Regions from separate parts of the Mus musculus genome. Here region 2 is linked to region 1. A link is a loop called in an ENCODE intact Hi-C map of the cell type or tissue named here. Cell type or tissue: left cerebral cortex. All regions are shown on one strand. Each heading gives the region's core, and the rest is flanking DNA. Links, peaks and the distances in the headings are about the cores only. Region 1 has its middle 20 kb from the start of Stmnd1. Region 2 has its middle 35 kb from the start of Gm45949.

The links. Peaks named below come from ENCODE experiments on the same cell type or tissue, not always from the same donor. Only the 100,000 strongest peaks of a DNase experiment are listed, where the experiment ranks them.
Region 2: a loop joins it to region 1, with 2.5 times the contacts of the local background. A loop is called at or near these places in 2 of 42 quality-filtered maps.

Annotation. Positions count from the first base shown.
Region 1 is chr13:46,248,450-46,259,880 of GRCm38, forward strand. No RefSeq gene overlaps it. Among named protein-coding and RNA genes, the nearest start is that of Stmnd1, 20 kb to the right of the region's middle. In left cerebral cortex, for the core only: no CTCF peak of the experiment used is centred there; DNase peaks (open chromatin) are centred at 5,540, 5,908 and 7,629; H3K27ac peaks cover 357 bases.
Region 2 is chr13:46,090,640-46,102,070 of GRCm38, forward strand. No RefSeq gene overlaps it. Among named protein-coding and RNA genes, the nearest start is that of Gm45949, 35 kb to the left of the region's middle. In left cerebral cortex, for the core only: no CTCF peak of the experiment used is centred there; DNase peaks (open chromatin) are centred at 5,905, 6,294, 7,625 and 8,178; H3K27ac peaks cover 1,583 bases.

The DNA.
Region 1 (11,431 bases), core at 3,031-8,030:
TAGATGAAGTAAATGAAATGTAGAGGGGATGTCTTAGCCTCATGTCTTAGCATATCTTAGCATGTCTTAGCCTCAGATAGGAGCGATGGGCCTAGATCTGCAGCCACCCGAAGTTTAAGCCTTTATGCTTACACTCTGGCCACAGGACAAGGTCAAGGCCAGGGGCCATTAACAATAGAGATCATTTGTTCTGACACTGAGATTCATATGGAAAGGTGAGTTAAAGTGAGGACCCACAAGGCAAATGTGCTATGAAAGGGGAAGTGGGACTTGAGTGCATAGTGGGTTTAAGTGCATTATGGGTGCCTGGGAAGAGAAATGTAGACTTGAACCTGAGTTCTCCACTGCAGAGACAGGTCCAAGCTGTCAGATAAATCATCAGGAGGCATCATGAGCACATTGCTGGGAGCATGGGTAAGTAACGGTGCATGCTACTGAGCCAGTCAGAAGTTAGAAAAGGAAACATGACCAGTAGCACTCATGTGCGCTGCATTGAGGCTGTGGCTATAGGTTAATGGATAGATTATGGTGCTGGCAGAACACAAGATGGCAAACATGTCTGAAGGTTTAGCTTACTGTTAATTGTTCAAAATGAATTAGACCAACAAGGTTCTCTCTCTCTCTCTCTCTCTCTCTCTCTCTCACTTACTCACTGTCTATGACTCTGTCTCTATCTCTGCTGTGTGTGCATATGTGTGTTTGTACATGCAAGTGCACATATATGGATGATTGCTCATAGATATGTATGCACATATATGGAGAGGCCATAATCAACTTTGGATGTCATTGCTTGGATACTGTCTTAGCTAGGGTTTTACTGCTATGAGAAGACACCATGACCAAGGCAACTCTCATAAGGACAACACTTAATTGGGGCTGGTTTATAGGTTCAGAGGTTCAGTCCATTACCATCAAGGCTGGAACATGGCAGCATCCAGGCAGGCATGGTGCAGGAGGAGCTGAGAGTTCAACCTCTTATTCCAAAGGCAAATGGGAGAAGACTGGCTTTCAGGCAGCTGGACAAGGGTCTAAAATCCCATACCCACAATGATATTCTTTCTCCAACAAGGCCACACCTCCTAATAGTGCCACTCCCTGGGTCAAGCATATTCAAACCATCACAGATATTATCCACCTCATCTCTCTCTCTCTCTCTCTCTGTCTCTCTCTCTCTGTCTCTGTCTCTCTCTCTCTCTCTCCTCTCTCTCTCTCTCTCTCTCTCTCTCTCTCTCTCTCTCTCTCTCTCTCTCTCTCTCTCAGACTGAATCTCTTGCTGTCCCAGAATTCACCAAGTAGCTAGACTAGCTGGCCACCAGGAAAGAAAAAGCAACCTTCCAGTTGCCATAAATTGGTAATAGTTCTTGGGACCAGGATTAACCAAGGAACAGTCTCCCATGCTTCTCTTGTTCATCAAAGGAGAAAACTGTATGCTACTTGATGGGATCACCATAAACTCCCTACTCCAGGGTTGGTCTGGACATACAGCATCTAACACAGCACATGTTGAGTTTGTCTTGTGCCCTAAGACTAAGGCAACAGAAACACAGAAACTTGCTTCTACTCAGTCCTGGAGAATAACCCAGAACACTGACTTTTCTTCCTCCCGTCTTAGTGACCCTAATATCTGTGTCTCAGAGCCCACCATCAGGTGCTTTACACTAAAACCAACAACACGCATTTGAAATACAGGTCTCAGCATGGTAAGTCCTTAGGGTCTTTTCTGAGATGGAGACCAAAATGTATGTAATAGAAGGTGAATGTTATGGGCATTGGATAGAGGAGTTCTTCAGATCTGGCAATCCTAAACACTGAAGGCAAGCCTAGAAAGGTGTCTTAGCACTGAGGCATACTTGGTGCTCCAAGAGGACCCAGGTTCAGTTCCTAGCACCCAAATGCTGCCTCACAACAACAGAATCAACTCAAGTTTCAGAGCATCTAATGCCCCTGTTTCTGAGGGCACTGGGCATGAACATGGCACACATCCATGCATGAGAAACACTCATAAACATAAAATAGAATAAAACCTAAAGAATAAAGATAAAATAAACAACTAAAACTAGAAGGTAATGCTTGTTACAGCTGAACATTAGCTAGTTGGAGATAATGATCCTTGAGATGCGGTTCCGGAATACAGAGATACGTGAGGGACCTCATCTGGTCAATCAAAATTTAAAAACAGAAAAAATGAGGGTTTAAACTTCAAAACCTGACCAATTAATCCCCCCCCTTTTTTTGCATAACTTGGGCTTGTCTGGTGTCAGAATATTGACTATTTCCTGCATGTTATTTCTCTAGCATTTTGCTGACCTGGTCTGACACAGATCCCCTTTGATGCAGCTCTTCATCTTTGGCAAACTTGGGAGTCGTTGTCGTCAACAGCAACAAGACGTTGCACAGTGTTTGTTATCAAGAGCTTTAAGAACATCCATTTGGATTCTCTTGACATAATCCCAATCAATGTCATTACTCTTGATCCACTCACTGATAAGGAAACTGAACCGCAGAGAAGAAGTGACAGACTAAATGTTTGTGTTCCCATGAGTCCATGTACCAGAGTCTTGGTAGCCAATGTCATGTTTTATTTGGAGCTGGAATGGAGGAACAATTAAATCATAAGGTTGAGGCCCTTATTAGAGGTACTGGTGCCTTTATAAGAAGAGCTATGAAAGATATGATATTTTCTATCTATCTATCTATCTCTATCTCTCCATCTATCTATATCTATCATCTACCTACCTACTTGTCTACCTATCTACCTGTCTGTCTACCTACCTACCTACATATCTGTCTACTTACCTACCTGTTATCTGTTATCTACCTATCTACCCACCTTCCTATCTTTCTCTACATCTTTGAGAAGAGATCGGTCAACCAAGCCAAGAAGAGAACCCTTATCAGAAACAGAGTGAATGAACATCTTCAGTTTGGGCTTTGAGCCTCTGGAACTATAAGGGGTTTCATAGTGGTTGTTTAAATTGCCTGATATGCTGTTGTAGAAGCCTTGCCTAAAGCAATTCACTTGTCCACAGTGGTACACTTAGTGACGAGAAATGGTAGATTTAATCAAGAACATCTGCAGGGAACCCATTCACTTAGCGAGGAGATAACACCCTTTAACTTCAATACAATATGAATACTGTTCAGCTTTGTATCTGTTTGGTCTTGCCAAGCAAAATAAAAGCCAACACCTAGCTCTCCCGGGTAATGGGGCAGAAGATACTGTGCAGGAATAATCCACAGATCACAGATTCCCCACAGCATGGGTGATAAGGAAATCACCTGGACCACCTAGATACCCACCCGACTTTCTAGAACCTTGTGTGGGGGTTGTGGCTAAGGAGGGTCCAATGATAGTAAAAGAAACATCGATAATAGATCAAGAGTAGTGGAAATAAGGTCACAAGAATGGAAGCAAAGGATCGATCTGGGAAGGGTGGAAAGTAGCACAACCCATCCTGTTTCATTGGTGTAATATTCCCTGGCTGAGTACCTGTCCTTTTCTCTGCTTCTTAACTGGCAAGAAGGAGCAAGCAGTCTCATGCAACCTCAGAGAGGACCCCATTCTTCAGCTATAGTAAAATGCTTTTGCTGAACCGTGAACCAACTAGATCTCTGTCTCTCTCCTTCTTGTCTCTCTGTCTCTGTGTGTGTGTCTCTCTGTGTCTCTCTGTGTCTCTCTCTATCTCTGTCTCTCTGTCTCTCTCTGTCTTTCTGTCTGTCTCTCTCTCTCTCCCTCCCCCTCTCTGTTAAGCTGCTTTTGTTAGGCATCGCATCAAGCAATGAGAAAAGTAAGGAACGCACACCTGTGGAGGGGCACGTTCATCCCTGCTCTCAAGCGTCTCAGGGTCCAGGCAGGCTATGTGAATGAAGGGCAAGAAGTCTCCAGAGAGCAGAGAGGAGAAGCCTGGCTTTTTTATAAAAGCTTCGGAGGGAAACAAAACAAACAAACAAACAAAACAAAACAAAACAAAACAAAACATCACTGGCCATTGAAGGAACAGGAGCCCCTTCCCCCCACATCACCTAGCACTACACTCACCCCCCCCACACACACACACACTACATCCCACTCCACACACCCCACCCCTGTGGATGAAGAAGTCAGACATTTCTGAGAGAAGGTACAGCTGAACGAAGGTACTGAAGTCTGAGGGACCATGCTGGACTCGTTCACCCAGAAGGGGCATGTTCAGGACCCTTGTTGAACTATCATTTCCCATTTTTCTCCCCACTCAGGAACAGTCAGTGTCAAGTCCGAGGTGAGCTTGGTGACATTGCCCCATATGCCGTGCATGTATACAATGCTTCTTTCATGAAAAACACAGTGGATAGAGGCTGGGGAAATGGGGAGATGGCTCAGGAGGTAAGATGCTTGCTGAGCAAAGCAGGCGGGCCTCAGTTCGGCTCTCCAACAGTCATGTAAAATGACAGGCATGGAGGGGTGTGTCCATAGTGCTTTTGATAAGGATAGAGAAAGGCAGATCCTGGGGACTCACTGGTCAGCCAACCTACCAGAAGCAACAGGCTTTGGACTCAGGGAGAAACCTTGTCTTAAAAAAGAAGGTAGAGAAAGAATTGACAAAGACATCCAGATGTCAAGGTCTGGCCTTCACACATGCTACCTGGGCGAGTGCACCCAAATCCGCATGCATGAGCACACCACACACACACACACACACACACACACACGAGTGCACTCATGTATACACACAAGCAGTGAGATTTTGGTTTCTTTTAAAGCCCAGTTATGTTCTGTGAACATGGTTTTGTTTTAACCCCAGGCAAGGGATATGGGCTGCTTCAGTTTGTCCACAGCCGCTACAACTGTTGTTCTCTAGGAGGGGCATGGGTTTTGCAGCTGCAGATAGTTTAAACTTGGAGACTCTGGAGAAGGGATAAATGGGAGAACCCCAGGAGAGCCTGTGACATCTGCTGCTCCCCCTAATGCTGGTCTCTGATGCTGCTCTTGGTCGCTGTTGCTGCTGCTACAGTTTGCCAAGTTGTCCTGAGCAAAGAGACAAGAAGAAATTGGATATCCTGACCATGGGGATTGAACTTGCCCCAAGGAACTCAAGACCCTTAATCAGCAGGAAGTAGTCTAAAGAGGTCTATACTCTCTTTCTCCCTCTAACCTTCTTCCTCTCCTACCTACTGTTGTGGGTTGGAGTAGATTAGGGTAGAATAAAGGTTGGAAGGGTAGTAGACATAAGAACTCAATAAAATAGCTAAACAAATACACCAACACACACACACACACACACACACACACACACATACACACACACACACACACACACACACACCATCATCAGCCAAGGGACATAGCATGTGAGAGAGTTCCTGGGATAACAACCAGCAAGATGCCTGGCAGATCAGAGAGTATCTTAGGAACAAAGTAGAATTTCTTTTCTCCTTCCCCTCCTCCCTACCCCTCTCTCTGATCATGATAACCAGAAATGGAAAAGAACACTGAACCAAAAATAGTAGCACCATTTACTCTGACGGAATAGGAAGCAAGAAGACTCCACTTGTGAGTTTAGGCTCTGGAAGCAAGCAACACCTCCACATCTCCCTTTTACTCATCCTTCAAACAGAAAGCAGGCGTAGATGGGAATGTCTTCCCGGGCAAGGACAGAATTAATGCAATCTTGAGTCCAGTTGTACAGCTCCAAATTTCACCAAGAGAATGGCCTAATGGAGTGGAGCGATCCACCAGGCCAGCTGAAGGCGGACGCTGCCACTGGTTTTAATATAGTCTTATTTATAGTCTGAAGCAATTTGCAATGTCTGTTGCATCAAATAGACACATCCTTATTGCATGCACCACTCAGAGCACAGTGGAATAGAACATTCTAGAACTGAAATGAACAGTCTTTAAGAGTTAAATGCCATGTGGGAAGGTAGAAAATGTGCATGCTTCCAAGTCCCAAAATACGGTTCCTATTCTCTGCGTGGCTTTCTGTGTGACTCTCACGCCCACTGAAGCCTCAGTCATTACCTCTCAAATTTTTCACACAGTATCCCTGTCTGCAAAGAGAAGCAAGGAGTCTCATGCCCAAGCATTTGAGGGACATCTTGGAGCTACATCTTGTAATTATAGCCATCTCCTTTAAAATGCTCTGATGGCTAAAAATCAAACAGAACTCTGCTATGGGTCTGCTTTATGTGTTTCTCATTTTGGTCCATTGTTTTGTACAGTTTATTCTCTAGAGCCCGTGTTTATGTTCTGAGGCTTTGACTAGACACTCGGTAAGCAATCTTCTGCCCACTAAAATGTATCAGACAGTGGTATAGCTTATCGCTTCCCATTACAGATGGTGGTGTGTTGGGTTGGGTTTCAGTAAATATGCCACAATTTCTTTATCAGTTATCTTGAGACAGCTATCTGGGCTGTTTCCAGGTTCTATGTGATATAAACACAGATATTGTGACCATCCCAAAGGTCTGGGCAGACAGGCAAGTGTTTCTCTACATCCCTAGAGGTGGCATTGGAGAATCCCTGGTGGAGATAGTCAACTCATTTTGGCTTTGTGACTGTATGTGTCTGCGAGCGTGCGAGCGTGCGTGCGTGCGTGCGTGCGTGCGTGCGTGGCCAGAGAAGTATGCTGAGTCCCCTTGAGTTGAAGTTTCAGGCAGTTTTGAGCCGCCTGATATGGGTTCTGGAAATGTAACTCTGGTTCTCTGCAAAGAGCAGTATGGGCTCATAACAGCTCAGCAATTGCTCCAGCCCCTGTGGTGCCGGTGGAACAGTGTCACCAGACAAAAACTGGGAAGGTTGAGTGGATTTAGAAACCCCGGTAATTTCCGTGTCTGAGAATGGTAGGCATTTTATCTATTCCTGACCTGGTTCCTGTCCTGGGGCACATGGCCACGACACTCCTCATGGGGATCGTTTCAACTAGTGACACAGTACAAAGCAAAGAGTTCTCCATGTTAATGAAGTATCTAGAAAGGCCCTGGTGGGTCAATAAGCTTCTCTTTCCAGACCTTCCTTTCTGTAAAAGGTATTAAATCTCTGGTCTACCCTGAGTAACTCCTACATATCTATTTTCTACTACCTGTAAATAGTTTGGACAAGGACCATCTCTCCCATCAAGAACCGCCATGGGGGAGGAGAGAGGCTTCATCATACAGAGCCTCACCAAATAAGTCCCCTGCAGAAGGCCTCTAGCACTCCAGACACTCACCCTGAGCTAAGCTGGATTCCCCCAACACCCCATCCTCGCCCTACCACCCCAACCCCTGCCTGCTCATCACAATCCCAACTCTTCGAGGTTCCTATCAGCACCTGGGTGCCCGGGAACTAGGGATCCTCAGCCTGCGTAGTTTCTTACCCTGGCTGGGGCCCCCATCTTAGGCTCAGTTCTGCCATCCCTGCACCCTGATGGTGATAAGGATGGTATGTAGCCTAGCCCCACCCCTTTGTTTGCCCAAGCAGCGCTCATACACCCCAGCTGCAAGGCTGAACTCAGACCACAAGTCCCCGTGAAACAGTTCTTAGATTTAAACACTAAAAGTTGTATTTATCATTCTTATCCTGGACAGTTGTTCTCTACTTGTGTGTTTAAAGATATGTTTAGTGTTCTAAAATCCTGAAAGCGTCCTTCCAAGTTTTAAATTTTTACCTCTCGAGTCTAAATCCACAACCCATCTGTTATGATTCACTATGAAATGTTCCCCCAGTGGGTTCATGAGTGAACGCTCAGCTGGAGGTGCGATTTGAGGAATTTCTGAAAACCTTACGATGTTAGGCCTGGCTACAGAAGTAGGTCGCCAGACTCCTGCCCTTTGAGGTATGTTTGCCCTGACCTCTTCCTGTCTGCTTCCCTGTACTTCCTGTCAACAGTTAAACGAAGACATTCCAGTGCTCTGCTGCCCAAACCCATCAAGTCAAATGACCACAGACAAAAATCCTTTAAGACAGTGAGCCCAAATGGACCCTTCGACTTTTTGGTTGTGTATGACCGGCATTCAATCGCAGCTGTGGAAATCCAATATGACATCAATATTACTTCTGACTCTCATGTGCCATTTCCTTTTCAAACTTTAAGCTGGATTATACATCCTTTGGATTAACTGAATAATGTTTTTTAGTTACTGAGGGGACTCTAGAGTGTACTGTGAAAGTTCTCCTGACCCAAGTGACTCCATCTGAAAAGATCTTCCCTCCGTTTCTATACACTGCCCCCCCCCCCCCCCCAGCCACAAGGTCTGGTTCTTAGCTGGTCCTCCTGGGTTCTTAGTGCACTTGCTGTAGTGTCCCTGAGGTAATCTCATCTATTTCTGGGGCTTTTCACTGGTGATTCCTAAGACTGAGTCTTGACCTTACATCATCTCCCTCAACCCCTTACCTCCCCCACTCGAATGTCTCCTGACATCCAAAATGATCATGTTTGAAACTGAGCCCTCGGTCTTCTTCTGTTCATCATCCCCTCTTCCCCAGTTCAGTAAATGTCACCTCCTTCCACCACATCCCACGTCAGATGCTAAAGGGTCACCTTTGACGCCTCGCTCCTGCCTCACCTGCTTTGCTCACTGTGTGTCTGGGATCTGTTTTGTCCTCTCTTCTCTGTGAAGCATTTGTCACATGTCTCCTGATGATGAGACTGTCTCCCTGTCTCTTCGTTATTCCCGCTGCTTTGACCCCAGTTCCCTTCCAAACATTTTTCCCAAAAACAGAAGCCAGACTGACCTTGCAAAGATATGAATGGATCACTCAACATTTAATTTTCCAAATTAAAAAAAAAAGATCTCAAACTCTTAACATTATCTGGAGAGTGCCCTGTCATTAAAGGACATCATGTCTCTCTGGTTAATCCAGGTTTCCTTGGGGACAACCTAGAGCATTGCTCCTTCATCTGTCCCTCAGATATCAGTTTCTGACCATCCCTTCCTGTGCTAGACCATCTCACAGGCACTTAGACTCTTCCTCACGTCATCTGTGGGATTTGAGACTAGAGATTTGATCATTAATCTGTTGTCTTCATCCTCACCAGACTCTGGTACCTTGGAGCAGGGACTACTCTGTATCCTTACTGCTTACATTGTATCCTTACTGCTTACATTGTATCCTTACGGCTATCTCTGCAGGACACAGTACCTGAAGCCTATATTAGGAACTTAAGAAGCCTCTATTAAATGTAGCAGACTCATGGAGGAGCTAAAGGATAGTCAGAGCTCTTAGAAATAGGACTCCAAACGTCTGACTCCAGGCATGTTTCTTTGAGAAAGATGCTGGGAAGATCACCCTGTGGCTGGTCTCGAGTATATTGATAAACTTGCCTCTTAGGCATCTCCACCTGCTGCCCAGGCATTTCCCACTTTCTTCCAAAGAGTCCTCTATAAAAGGGAAACAAGAAAAGGGAGCAAATGCACCCAGCTCAGAAGTCTGCCGGGCTGTATTGGCTGCTTCCACTGATTATCACTGTTACTTTGAGAGGAGACATAATTAGTGCATTAGGACTTAATTGTAGCATAGACAGATGCACCAGATCACCCACCACCTAAGTTTACTCAGAGCTTTGGACACAGTAAAAGCAAGAGTAGCACTCAGTATCGGTGCGGTGATATCGCCCCCCAGTGGCTCTTGGTGACTTAATCACAGCAGCAGCATCCCAAAAGCCACTGTTAGTCCAGAAGGACTCCAGCTTCCACAGAGGGCTGGGAGAGAGTCCTCACCTTCACTTGTCTCAGAGTAAAGCTAGAAAGGGAGTCTCCCCCGCCCCAACCAGCACCCTTTTCTTAAAGGAGACCTGAAAACATTGTTGTCCCTTCTCTGGCACTGTCTCAATAAACAATTGGCATAGCTATTTGGTTTTGGAAAAGAATCCAACAGGAGCTGGTAGGTCCATGCTTAGATGTTCAGACAGGAAAAATTATGTATGAGATCACAGAACTAACTACTGCCAACTACGAGACTTCTGAAATCACGGGCAACCATTGCCACATGTCCTTAGGAAGTGTTGTTGTTCAAGTGGCTTCAGGCTTCTATGACAAGTCTCATTAAGGAGCCCAGGCTGCCTTAGAACTCATTATGTGCCCCAGGCTAGCTCAAACTGGCATCTATTCTCCTGCCTCAGCCTCCAAGAGCTGAGACTGCAGACATGAGCTAGATACCACACACAACTAACCTGTCAGTTACTTGGAAGAGTAGGTTTTTTTTGAGGGGGGAGGGGAAGGTGCTGTGGCATTGTTTTTGTTTGTTTGGGGAAATTGGTTTTTTAATCTTTGGAAACTTATCCAAAGATATTACCATGCTTTTTTTCTTTACTTCAATTATGTTTTCATTTCTCCCTTCCTGGTCTTGTGCTATGACTTTATGCCATTCAATGTATTTTCCAGTTATACATACATATATATATATATATATTTGGGGTGTGTGAAGTTATCCATCAGTGCATGATAACCTTTGGGGGTTTTAATCTTTTCCTTCATAAGTTTTACTTGGAGTAATTTCATTGCTATGTCTTCTAGGTCTCTCATATTTTCCTCAGTAGTATCTAATAGGTTGTTAATCCCATTGAATTCAGTTTGTTTTTTTTAAATCTCATACATGAAAGTTTCAGATTCAAAAGTTCATTTGGCCTTGGCCGTGGTAGAACATGCCTTTGATCCCAGCACTTGAGAGACAGAGGCTGGTGGGTCTCTGTGAATTTGAAGCCAGTCTGGTCTACACAGTGAGTTCCAGGACAGTCAGGACTATACAGAGAAACCCTGTCTTTAAAACAAACAAACAAAAAAGAAAAAGAAAAAAGAAAGAAAAAATAGAAAAGCCCATTCGGATCTTTTTGATATTTCTCATGTTCCTATTCATTCTCTCTGATTCTATGAGTCTATGAGTGTACGTGATATAATAATAAAACATGTGTCCTGGTGACATTTAACTGTCCATTTGACACACAGCCTAGAGTCACCTGAGAAGGAGGTCTTGATTTTGAAAATAACCAGATCTGATTGGCTTGTAGACATGTCTGGGGTCAACAAGACTGATTACTTATAATTGATTATTAATTGATAATAATAGTAGGAGGGCCCGGCCTACTTGGGAAGTGACATTCCTGGAGAGATGAAGCATGTGTCTTAGGACAAGCCAGCCATCAGTGTTTGTCCACGACTTCCCCTTTAAGATCTTGCTTGAGTTCCTGCCTGGACTTCTCTCAGTGATAGACTATGACAAGGAGGAAGTGCCAGAAAAATCCTTTCTAAATTGCTGTGGTTGTTCATCACAGCAACAGAAAGGAAACTAGAACAAACGCTAGTGTCTTGGTTTAGAATTCAAACATGCATACTATTCCTGGAAAAGGTCCCACTGGTCTCCTAGAATTATGGTTCCATCTTTTCCTGCTTCATTGCCTGGCAAGACGTCAGATAGATGTCAGATTTAATCAGTTTTTACTTTTGGGGTCACAGGGTTGTTTCAGGTCCAGAATTT
Region 2 (11,431 bases), core at 3,202-8,201, 160 kb before region 1:
GGCATTTTCTAAATTGAAGTTCCCTCCTCTCCAATGGCTTTTGCTCGTGTCAGGTTGACATAAAACTCTCCATCTCAACTGTCAATCAGCCTTCTAAAACAGTATTTACAGTTTTCTGTCACAAGCATTTTTTTTTTTTTCTGGGAAAGGAGCCATGGATTCTATGAGCCATTGAAAGTGATCTATGATCTCAGCACTGGAAATGTCAGTCTTGATTGGGCACTCTCTACTTCCTGCATTATCTCCAGCACAGTATGATGGAGATAAAAGAAGAAATGGGTGGGCAGGAGGATGGCCATGGTCCTTGTCGGCAGTCCTTCCTCCGGGCACAGAGGAGGAGGCTGGCTGAGGTCTCCTCTAAGATGGCGCTCCTCTGTGCCCTTTAGGAGTCCATGCCAAAACTAATCCTCAGGAGGGTGCCCTAGATACCAATAGCTTTACTGAGTATGGGGCTGGGGGATTTGTTTGACATCTCTCTGCTCTGCTGGATACGGTGACACTGAGGCTGGTCGTATACATGGGTGGTGTCCTGAGGACCTAGCTTCACTCAGTTCTTGTCTGTGACCACAGGTTAGATCTTGACCTCTGCGTGGAGTTTAAGGGTATCTCTGTGTGTAGAGTCCTTTTCTTGCCGGTAAGGATGTGGGCAGAAGGAGGGTTTCCTGTCTGACTCTCACATGAGCTGTAAATAGTACCCTCTCATGAGCAAAGAGGGAAAGATTAGTCCTACTGAACCAGAGGCACAGAACTCTTTGGAGACTGTCATTACTCTGTGTGTGTGTGTGTGTGTGTGTGTGTGTGTGTGTACACGTGTGTGTGCCTATGTCTGTGTCTGTGTGTCTTTGTGTGTCAGTGTCAGAGTCTGTGTATGTCTCTCTATGTGTCTCTGTATGTATGTATGTGCATGTGTGTGTATGCATGTGTGTGTGTGTGTGTATCAGTGTCAGAGTCTGTGTATGTGTGTGCTTCTCTGTGCATCTCTGTATGTGGGTGTGTGCATGTATGTGTGTGTGTATGCGTGTGTGCGCGCATGTGAGTGTGCATGTGTGTATATGCATGTGTGTATATGCATGTGTTTGTCAGTGTCAGAGTCTGTGTATATATGTGTCTCTCTGCGCATCTCTGTATGAGTGTATGTGTGTGCATGCATGTATGTGTTTGTGTGTGTTTGTGCCATGCTCACAGGCCAAAGACAACAGATCGTGAGGAGCTAGGGCTCCCGGCTCTTGTGAGTGTGAAGAGAGGGCCTGAGCTTAGCACCTCTGCAGGAACAATGCATGCTAAGTCATCTCTCCAGCCCCTGGCTGGCTTCCTTCTGAAACAAAGAGTGTCAACAACAACCCAGATGTAGCTTGCTTTCAAGAAAGCTGTAAGTGTTAAAGAAACTGAATGGGTTTTGTTTGCTGAGAAAACTAGAGAAGAACCCATAACAATAACTGGAGAGCACACACACAGACACCAGGGTTGTGAAGGGCTTTCCTCCCTGCTCCATGTCACGCATTTGTTTCATATGTTAGACATTCAGAGAATCCACATCCACCCTCTCCGCAGAGAGATTCAGAGCATAAGGAAATGGCAGATCCAGACACAAAGCCCAGCAATTCTGTGAGTTCAACCGTCCCTTTCTCCCCAGCACCTACAAGGTCTCTCTCTCTCTCTCTCTCTCTCACCAGCTAAGAAGGTTCAAGCGGCAGGTGTGAAGCCTGGTGCTGGCGCCTCTTTCGCTTCCATGGGGATGCGGCCACGAGACTGTGCTTGTATTAGCCTTTGCACCTGTGAAACGTTTACTCTCCGGATAGACACGTCGTCGTTGACAGTGTTAGGATACCTAAGTCCTCTCCAGGTAAGCGCTCAATTGAAGTAAACTAATTTTTCTTTCCCTGAGAAGGCCTTAGGAAAAAAAAAAAACCAGGGCAATATTTTCTAAAATAGAGGTTTGCCTTTAGGCACCGATTTAAACAAAACTCGACTTATATACTACTTATTCATGTCAAACTGTATGTATGACAATTATTCTCACAACTGCATTTATAAGCATATGATTAATATATGATCATATGTAATTGTACGATCTATGTTGATTGTCTATGTACCTAAACATGTTCTATGCAATGTATACACAATTATACACGAAGGGAGAATGCAATGACAAAGTTCCCTGGAGCTCCACGGAACATGAACAAGCATATGGACTGTTCCCTTACACCTACTCCTCAAGCCAGAGCATTGAAGATTTATATAGTTAGAGACTATGTGGTGTAAATATGTATAAATTTATATTGTGCTAATTTATGGCATGTGGTACAGAAGGCTGCTCCCAAGTTGCAGTGTATCTCTTCCCACGGTTCTGCTGAAATATTCATCTCTGGGTTCCTTCCCCAGCCTTGCCTTTGTTTCCCCGCAGATGTTGGGAGCAGCTTGTTTTCAGGGGCTTGGAAGTCTGCTTGCTGAATGAGAGTCAGGTGAAGAATGTGCTGTCTCAGCTAGGATGCAACCAAAGGGTGTCCCCCTCACCTCCAGTCATACCAGCTTCTGTTGGGAAGGCAGATGCTTCCAAGTAGATACATTCTTTATAGCTGCTGTCCCTGCCCTAAATGGTTTGTATATTAAAACTCTAGCAGATACAAGAAACCTGAGATTACAATATATATATAATCTGGTGTGGTTTCACTTATATATTAGACACAGGAAGAGTCTAAAAGTGATAACTAATAACAAAATAAGACAATAGTTATAGCATACTATGATAAAAAATATTAAACCCAAAGAATTGTTTATTCCTGGAGTCTTCCATTTAATATTTTTTGGACCATGGTTGACCAGAGGCAACCTAAACCACAGAAACAAGGGAAGACAAGAAAAAAATAAGTGTGTACATAAAAGCTGCTTTAAGGGCCAACATACTCACACACACAGAGAGACACATACACACATGAGACAGGGAGAGGGAGATAGAGAGATAGAGGTAGAAAAGTGGAGATAGATAGATAGATAGATAGATAGATAGACAGATAGATAGATAGACAGATAGATAGATATGTAAGTAGGTGAATAGATATGTAGATAGATAGATAGATAGATAGATAGATAGATAGATAGACAGATAGATAGAAGATAAATATGTAGGTAGGTGAATAGATAGATATGTAGATAGAGATAGATAGATAGATAGATAGATAGATAGATAGATAGATAGATAGATAGATAGATAGACTTTTTATATTAGAGGTACTCTGGTCTGGTCCACCTGTAGTTATTTGTGGCTGTACCAAAGGGGAAGAGATGGCTGGAGATGAGAGGTTCACAGAGGGCTCACAGACCACACTCCGTCCACTCTTGCATCCGTGTAGGTAGCTGAAAGTACTCCTATTGACCTGCCTGAGTTAATCAATGTCTCTTCTCCCAGTCCCTCCACCTGGAGGCGTGTTCATGGGAAGTGGAGTGACTGAGGAGGTAGTGGTCAGGAAGAGGAAGAAAACCAGAGCCCCAAATTGATTAAATGGCTCCCATATGACCACCAGCTTGTGGGGAGATGGAAGGTGGTTTTAAACCCCCCATAGATCTCGGTTGACAGGAGTCTCCCGTCACAGGTCAGATCTGCCTCTCTCAACACAGGGAAATGAGTGAGCAGCTATTTTTGGATTGTTTACTTCTTGTCTGTTAGGATGGTGCTGCCTAGAAGTTTGAGAAGAGTCTTTTTGTGGTACTAATGGAAACACCTATTGATCACACGAAGAAACGAGAATCAGATCCACTTTGCAGGTCTTTTAAAGTACCATAAACTCACCAGGCCTCTTGTGGTGTTCCACAACGACAAGGTAGCATTTGGACAGATTTTCCAACATTTTGGAACCTTTTTTTTAAACAAAACAAAACAAAAAAACAAATGTGTGTTGCCACATGAGTGCTTTTCAATCACCTTGCCATTTTTAAAGTTCTTGAAGTGAAAGGAAAGAAATTCTAAGTGTTTATCATCGAGACTCTTAGGGCCACTTAGCTGGGAAATATTGCAGACCTAACACAACCATAGTCAGCCTTTCCAAGACAAGGGGGATAAAGAGGTCCACTTGGGTGCCCTCTGATGAGTAAACAAACAGACAAAAACAAGTAAACAAACAACCTCCCCACCCCAGTTCTGCATCTGAATTATTTACTGACATTCAAGCTCTGCTAGCCCTTTTGACACTCCTGTGTGATTCTTCGTTGTCCCGAGCTTTCTGGATTTTACTATTCCATGCTGACCACGCCCAGTGAGAGGACTGGCACCCATACTCAGTCAAAAGAGAAAGTCCACCACATTAAGCAGGAATAAATGGAAAAATTTTGTGTATAGATTATAAGGGCCTGGTAGAGTGTGACCTTTAGCAAGTTGGGGGGACCATGGGAACACTGTGGACAGTGAAAGATCCCTGCTGAGAGTTTAGGGCATGAAGCCCTCTTCTAGACTATCTTTCTTCCTCTCTGTGATCTCGCAAGGAAGGTGAGATGATATTACTATCCCACTGTTATTTCTCAGGTTTGGAGATGGTGTGGTTTTGCTAGACTGGGTACTGTCAAGGATAAAACTGAATCTCTGATCCAAGCAGTAAGTGGTTGTGACAACTAGTGTTGATTTTCAATTTGACAGGATTTGGAATCACCGAAGAGACAGATCTTCCAGCACACTGGCGAGGGATTATTTAAAGCAGTGTAGTCTCTGGGCATGACCGTGAGGGATTTTTCTTGATTAAGTTATTCAAGAGGGGGAGAACCATCCTAAAACTGAGCTTGTGTCCTGGTCTGCATAACAGAAAGGGGAAGCTTAGCATAGGTATTCACTACCCTGCTCCCTGACTGTAGATGCAATATGACCAGCTACCTCAAAGTCCTGACACCCACACCCCCTCACCATGATGGAGGTGGGATTCCTTTCTCTTGTGAATTGGTTTCATCATGATGTTTTATGACCATAACAGGAAAGGAAGTTAACTCATTGGTGTTTGAGAAATTTGATAAAGAAGTAAGTAGCTTGAAGTTTATTTTTAATTAATCATTTTATTCATTTACATTTCAAATAATATTCCCCTTCCTGGTAGCCCCTCCACAACCCCCCCCCCCATTTTGCCTTCCTTCCTCCCCCTCCCCTTTGCCTCCACCCACTCACCCATTCCAGTGTCACTGTTCTAGCATCCCCCTACGCTGGGGCATCAAGCCTCCATAGGAACAAGGGCCTCCCCTCCCATTGGTGTCAGATAACGCCATGCTCTGCTCTATATGTATCTGGAGCCATGGATCATTCCATGTATACTCTTTGATGAGTAGTTTAGTCCCTGGAGCTCTGGGCGGTCCAGTTAGTTGATATTGTTCTTCTTATGGGGTTGCAATCCCCTTCAGCTCCTTTAGTCCTTCCCCTAGCTCTTCCATTGGGGTCCCCAGCTCGGTCCAATGGTTGGCTGTGAGTATCTATCTGCTTCTGTATTGGTCAGGTACTGGTAGAACCTCTCAGGAACAGCCATACCAGGCTCCTGTCAGCAAGGGTTTCTTGGCATCAGTAATAGAGTAAGGGTTTGGTATCTGCAGATGGGATGGATCCCTAGGTGGGGTGGTCTCTGGATGGCCATTCCTTCAGTCTCTGTTCAAAGGAGGGAATCCTTTAACACCAGCTGAAGAAATCCATGCAATGGATTTTAAAGTTAGACATCTAAAAGGATTAACTCCCAGGACAATGGTTTGACTTGTTATGAGTCTCTGTGATGAAAGAGAGGAGGAGATGGTCTCTGGAGCTAAAAACAGGTGCCAAGCCTCCACGAGTCTTTCTCTTCCTCTGACAGATCCATGAGTAATTGACTTCATTTACCAAACAGGCTGAGCACAACGTAAAATTATGCTACTCATCTGAACTGAAAAATCTCCTCTGTTTTCCTGCATAGTCTCAGAGCGCCATGTGTGAGAGAACGCGACAGAATAGAAACTGATTATGCAAAATGAGAGAGAGGAGAGAGAACTGCATCTCTTGGTGGCATGTGGCAGCCTGGCGGGGAAGGCAGAGCCCAGGGACATTGGGTGCTATCTCTGACGACCATGTGTCACAAGCTGAGTGGCAGGATGGAGCTAGGATATGGGCTTATGTGTCCTTCCACACAGCCCTCTATGTTGTGTACGAGTTACACACAGGTGTTCCTCACACTTTCAGAGAGGCATCTGAGGGGCGACTCAAACACCCACGTGAAGGTAAGGAGGACCACACTATTCATTATTTCTTTTTTTTTTCCCCTGCTTTGTGGCGTTTTTCCCAGAGTCTCCATTCTGGTCTTTACAGCTCCTTCTAGAGATTTGAATATTCCTTAAGAACCCAGCCCACTCAGCACAGCAATTGCAAGAGCTTTGAAGAGGACGGAAGAGGTTACTTGATTACATAGAGAGGTGATAAGGAGGTGGCAGCACTCTGAGAGTCTAGACAGAACAGGGAATCAAAGTGATGGTCTAAAGATAAGCCTGATTGTTCAGGATGTCTACCAAACCAGTGCGAGCCTAGGAGCTATCCAGGGTCCTGGCTTCCTCCTCCCTCACCTCAGGGTCTTGCTGCGTTGGAGGCTAGAGCAAATCCCTGCTGTGGGCGTGGCTTCAGCTTGAATTCATTCCAGCTTGCTTCCCCTTTCAGTGTTCTGCTAGACCTCAGTGATCCCAGAACCAACCACTTGCAAGCCTCGGGCTTCATCTGATTTGGATAGCCAGCTCCATCTGATGCCACCTGCACTGTGGTGTTAATTAAGAACAGGCGGTTTCCTGGACATTTCTCAGTAACTGTATTTACACAGGGACACACACACACACACACACACACCCCACAGGTGCTCACATCATTAGGCTGTGCTGTATTTTTAGATACATTTTTGCATAAGCACACTGCACTGAACTCATGTACAGCAAATAGATCATGCCTTAATACCTGACCTCTCCCCAAAGTTTGTGTATATATATATATATATATATATATATATATATATATATATATATGACTGAATTCAGAAACTAATAAAACTCAGCATACAAAATCCTGTGCCCTGGAGGAAGGTTTGAAGACCTATGTAAGGAAATCTGTATACTGATGCCTAACTGTAATCATGGCTATAAAGAAGTACCACAAAAAGTGTCATGATCTCAAGGCTGGCACTTTGACTACAGGCATTTGATTCTCTGCCCCTTTATCACCTTCTGAATTGACGACAGGATTCTAAGGACCATGTCTCAGGGCATAGGGACTTGCCTTATTCAGATCTTGGAAAATCTGAACACTAAAATAATTAAGCAGAGTAAGAGATCACAAGCCACTGGGGGTGGGCGGGGCGGAGATTACAAAACCACCTGTCCATGCTGAACCTAAGGGGAAAGGTAATTCAAGGAGAAGAAAGCATTCTTCCTTATTGCCAAGTCTCCAAGACCAATTGGTAAACACCATCATTTTGTAAGCATTATGTTAAAGACTGGAGCAGACAGAAGTGTCACTGAATGCTAAGTCCCATGGGGAAACTTTGAAAAGCAGGATATTTTCACGGTTTAAAAGTGTACGTGTGTGGGAAGAAGAGTTTTCTGAAATACAGAAATGTTGGCTGGCAGTACCGGGGAACAGGTTGGCCATACCGGGCCCGAGGGAAAACTGGGTCGGCCCCAGACTCCTTCTTCATGGTCTTAAAATACAGGAGATATTGGAAGTGAGAGCCAAAGGCTGTAGAGAGGGGTGGTGATTCATGAATTCTATATGAAGCCAGATCATTGTTCTGAGAAGGGAACATAATGTTATTTTAAGCTATGCAATGACTTAAAAAAATATACAACTCATGGATTCTTTTTGACAACGACTCTAGGTAACTGAGTGACTAACCAAAGAAAACACTCAGGAATGCAGACATTGCTGGCACAGAAGTGCTACAAGGGAGCATTTAAACCGTCGAAACAAGAGTTTCTTTAACACTTTGAAGAATCTTTGAGGGAACCGAGTGCAAGATGTCATCGGTACTTGCAAAAAAAAAATTCTCAGCATGAAATAGTATTGATGCTATTAATGCCGTGTTAAAACAAGGAAGTGAAATATAAATTTGCATATTAACTCACCAAAATTTGGGGATTTAAGGGGAAAGAAGAGAGAAGTATATATTGATCGCAGTGCTTTGTGGGAGGTGGTATGAGTCACGAGACTGACAGGAAGGAGATGGCTCTCTCCAGTGCTGTAACTGGTGAGCGTTTGATGAAGCTGTGCTTAGGGTCTCATGGGATCTGGTGGGAGATGATGAATCACGCTAAGCGCTGTCACAGCAGGTGATTATAGCCAACTCCTAGGCCCTAAAGCACTGGTTCTCAAGCTTCCTAATTATTGTGACTTTTTAATACAGTTCCTAATGTTGTAGTGACTCCCCAACCGTAAAATCATCTTCATTGCTACTCCATAATTCTAATTTTGCTCTTGATATGAGTTATAATGTAAATATCTGATATGCAGGATATCTGATATGTGACCCCTGAAAAAGGGTCATGTGACACCCCCCAAAAGGGCCAAGACCCACAGGTTGGGACCTTAAAGGGTCTCAGGGAAGGAGAGAGTGCTGTAACTATGGGAACTGTGGCTTTAGCCATGACTTCATGAGAGCAATTACCTTAAGAGCCATCTTTAGGAGAAGAATATGGCACTGCCCACCCAACATCCTTCAGGAAGGGAGGTAGGAGGTGGTTACACTGGGTTTTCTTGCTTCACATTCTCCATCATCTGCCAGAGGCTACCAGTGGCTGAAGTCAAGGGGACCCTGTGGTTGAGGAATCCTACTGAAAACCCTAGAGGTCAGTCTCTGAGCCATCAGGATTTCATGAGTAACCACAGGACATTCAACATTGACAACAGATACCTTGATTGGGGTGAACGTTTTACTAGAGATATAGAGGAGATGAGGCAAATCAACTTGTCATGTAGTGTATTTCCTACTTCAGGAACTTAAAATTCATCCACATTCTAAACCTTGTAAGAACATTAGCGAAAAGTCCGTTTAACCCTATTCATTTTGAATATCTAAAACATATTTCATGGTGGACTCTGTCATTAGTGACAACTCTTCATACCCATGGAACTTTGGGAAATACAATCCTAACAGGTTCAAACATGTACTCTATACTCTACCAATCACAACTAATAAAAATTCATAAAGCAAAAAATAAAATAAAAAGATCCTCTAAAATTAAAAATCCTCATTGTGTTAAGCCAAAATATAAAGGATACAAGTCCTTTAGTAGAAAACAAAAGATGCTAAAAAGTTCAATTTCTAAAGAATGGAGTCAGCAAGAACTATATTTCAAATTTTACAAAAGCACCCATGTATTAGGAATTACATGTAAAGGAGTATTATTTGGGAGTGTACCAAAGTCTCTTGCTTTGGGATTTGCCTTTGCTTGGGCATGAAGATGTTCAAAGGAGATGAAAAGACCATTGTTGAAATGGAAGGGGAACATGAATGCTGAATTTCTAACATTTGCATCTAGAGATTTTAGCTGTATTGCTATGGAAAAGCATTGCGCTGTCTTTATACATCTCTCTCCTAAACATAGCAAGAGGTAGAGCTGGTGGGCCATTTTCACATCGTGCTTAGACTCCAGAGAAGAAGCATTTAATACAGAGGGAGTGCAAAGACAAGAAAGGCCATCCCTCTTGGTTCCCCAAAATGGGGAGAGAGTAGGGGTGGTGGAAATGGGAGACTTGGGCGGCACAAATGCGTCCTGATTCCCAGGCAGAGCACTGATTTGGGGGTGGGGGTAAGAGGATAAGGGATTGAGACTCTGTCTCCCTAGCAAGCTGAGGGAGACCCAGGAAACTAAATTTAAACACATTATGTTGGTAAGCAAATGAAGGGACTTAGTTTAGCTACATAGTAGTTCATGGGTTATGGACAGGATAGAGAGTTTCTAATATGCCCTATGGAGAGATGCCATAGGTAGCTAAGGGTACTATGTAGGGCAACCTGCCTCACTGGGTCTTTCTTTGTACCATGGCCTTCTCTTGAGGAGTATGAGGCTAGTGGTCAATCCTGAAGGAAAAGTGGGAGTGTTCATCAGAACACTTAGTCGTCTTGGGCCAGTGGGAGCTTAAAGCCCCACCATCAAGGGCAGGAGGGTACAATGCTTCAACTGTAGCACAGTATCCAGGAGATACTGTTGGGATCATTGTTCCCTAGCATTGACCAGTGATAACTCACAAGTCATCCGATCCCTATATTCACAGCCTTTACAATTGTGAGGATGTGGAAGACAGATTATGCACTCAGACGCTGTTTTGGAGTGGATATGGAAGGATATAGTGACCAACTATCCCCATTTGCCTGGGGCTGAGTGGCCAGGATGTGGGGATTTTAGTGCTCATACTGAGACACATATGAACACATATGAAACCAGTATAAGCCTATTACCCTACATGGGTAGCCATAGTCTGAAAGGTTGGATGCTATTTTCTCATATAGACTCAGCCTGAGGTGCTTGGAGACCATTTGAACTGATATACTGGAGTGATTCACCCAAATTGGGCTGCCATTTATTTTCTGGTCTTCCTGGTTCCATTCAGCTCTTGAGTACTAGAAGAGCAATTGCAGACCCATGAATGTCATTACACAACTGAAAGCAATAAAATAGAGCATGCAAAAGAAAAATCTATCCCCACAACAGCAAAAGTAAATAGTGTGACATAAAATATAAGAACAGCTTCTGGAGGAGGAATTTGTACAGAATTCACCATCCACCATGACAAATAGAGAATCACAGCTAAGACGGGCAGGCAACAGGGAGTGTCAGAGTGTGGCTTCCCACGCCCCACGACTTCTGAAGTTGATAACCTGGAGAGGTTGGCTGGCCAGAGTACCACAGCTTAAACCCAGCAGTTCTCTGAGACAACCAAAGGTTGAAGACCAGATACAATTTGTAGGACGAACGATGGAAGAAACGTGATCTGGTTTAATTTTTGCATCTGTGATAAAACATTCTGACTAAAAACCCCTTGGGAGAAGAAAGGATTTATTTCATCTTACACTTCTTGGTCAGAGGTCACAGTCTATCAGGGAGGGAAGTCAGGACAGGGACAGGGACATGAAGCAGAATCCATGAAGGAACACTGCTTATAGGCTCACTTCTTAATCTCAGCCATACAACCGAGGACTCCCTACCTAGGGACGATACCTCTCATAGTGGCCATGGTCCTCCTACATCAGCTAGCAGTCGTGACGATGCCCCACAGACATGGCCATAGGCCAACCTGATCTAGCCAACTCTCCAATTGAGATCCTTCTTCCTAGGTGACTCTAAGTTAAAATGATCTTGACCATAAACCCTTACCTGGACAGGACAGAAAGACAGCTATTCAGAGATATTCTCAACCTTCCTAATGCTGCTATCCTTCAGTAGTACTGCTCCTCGTGTTGTGGTG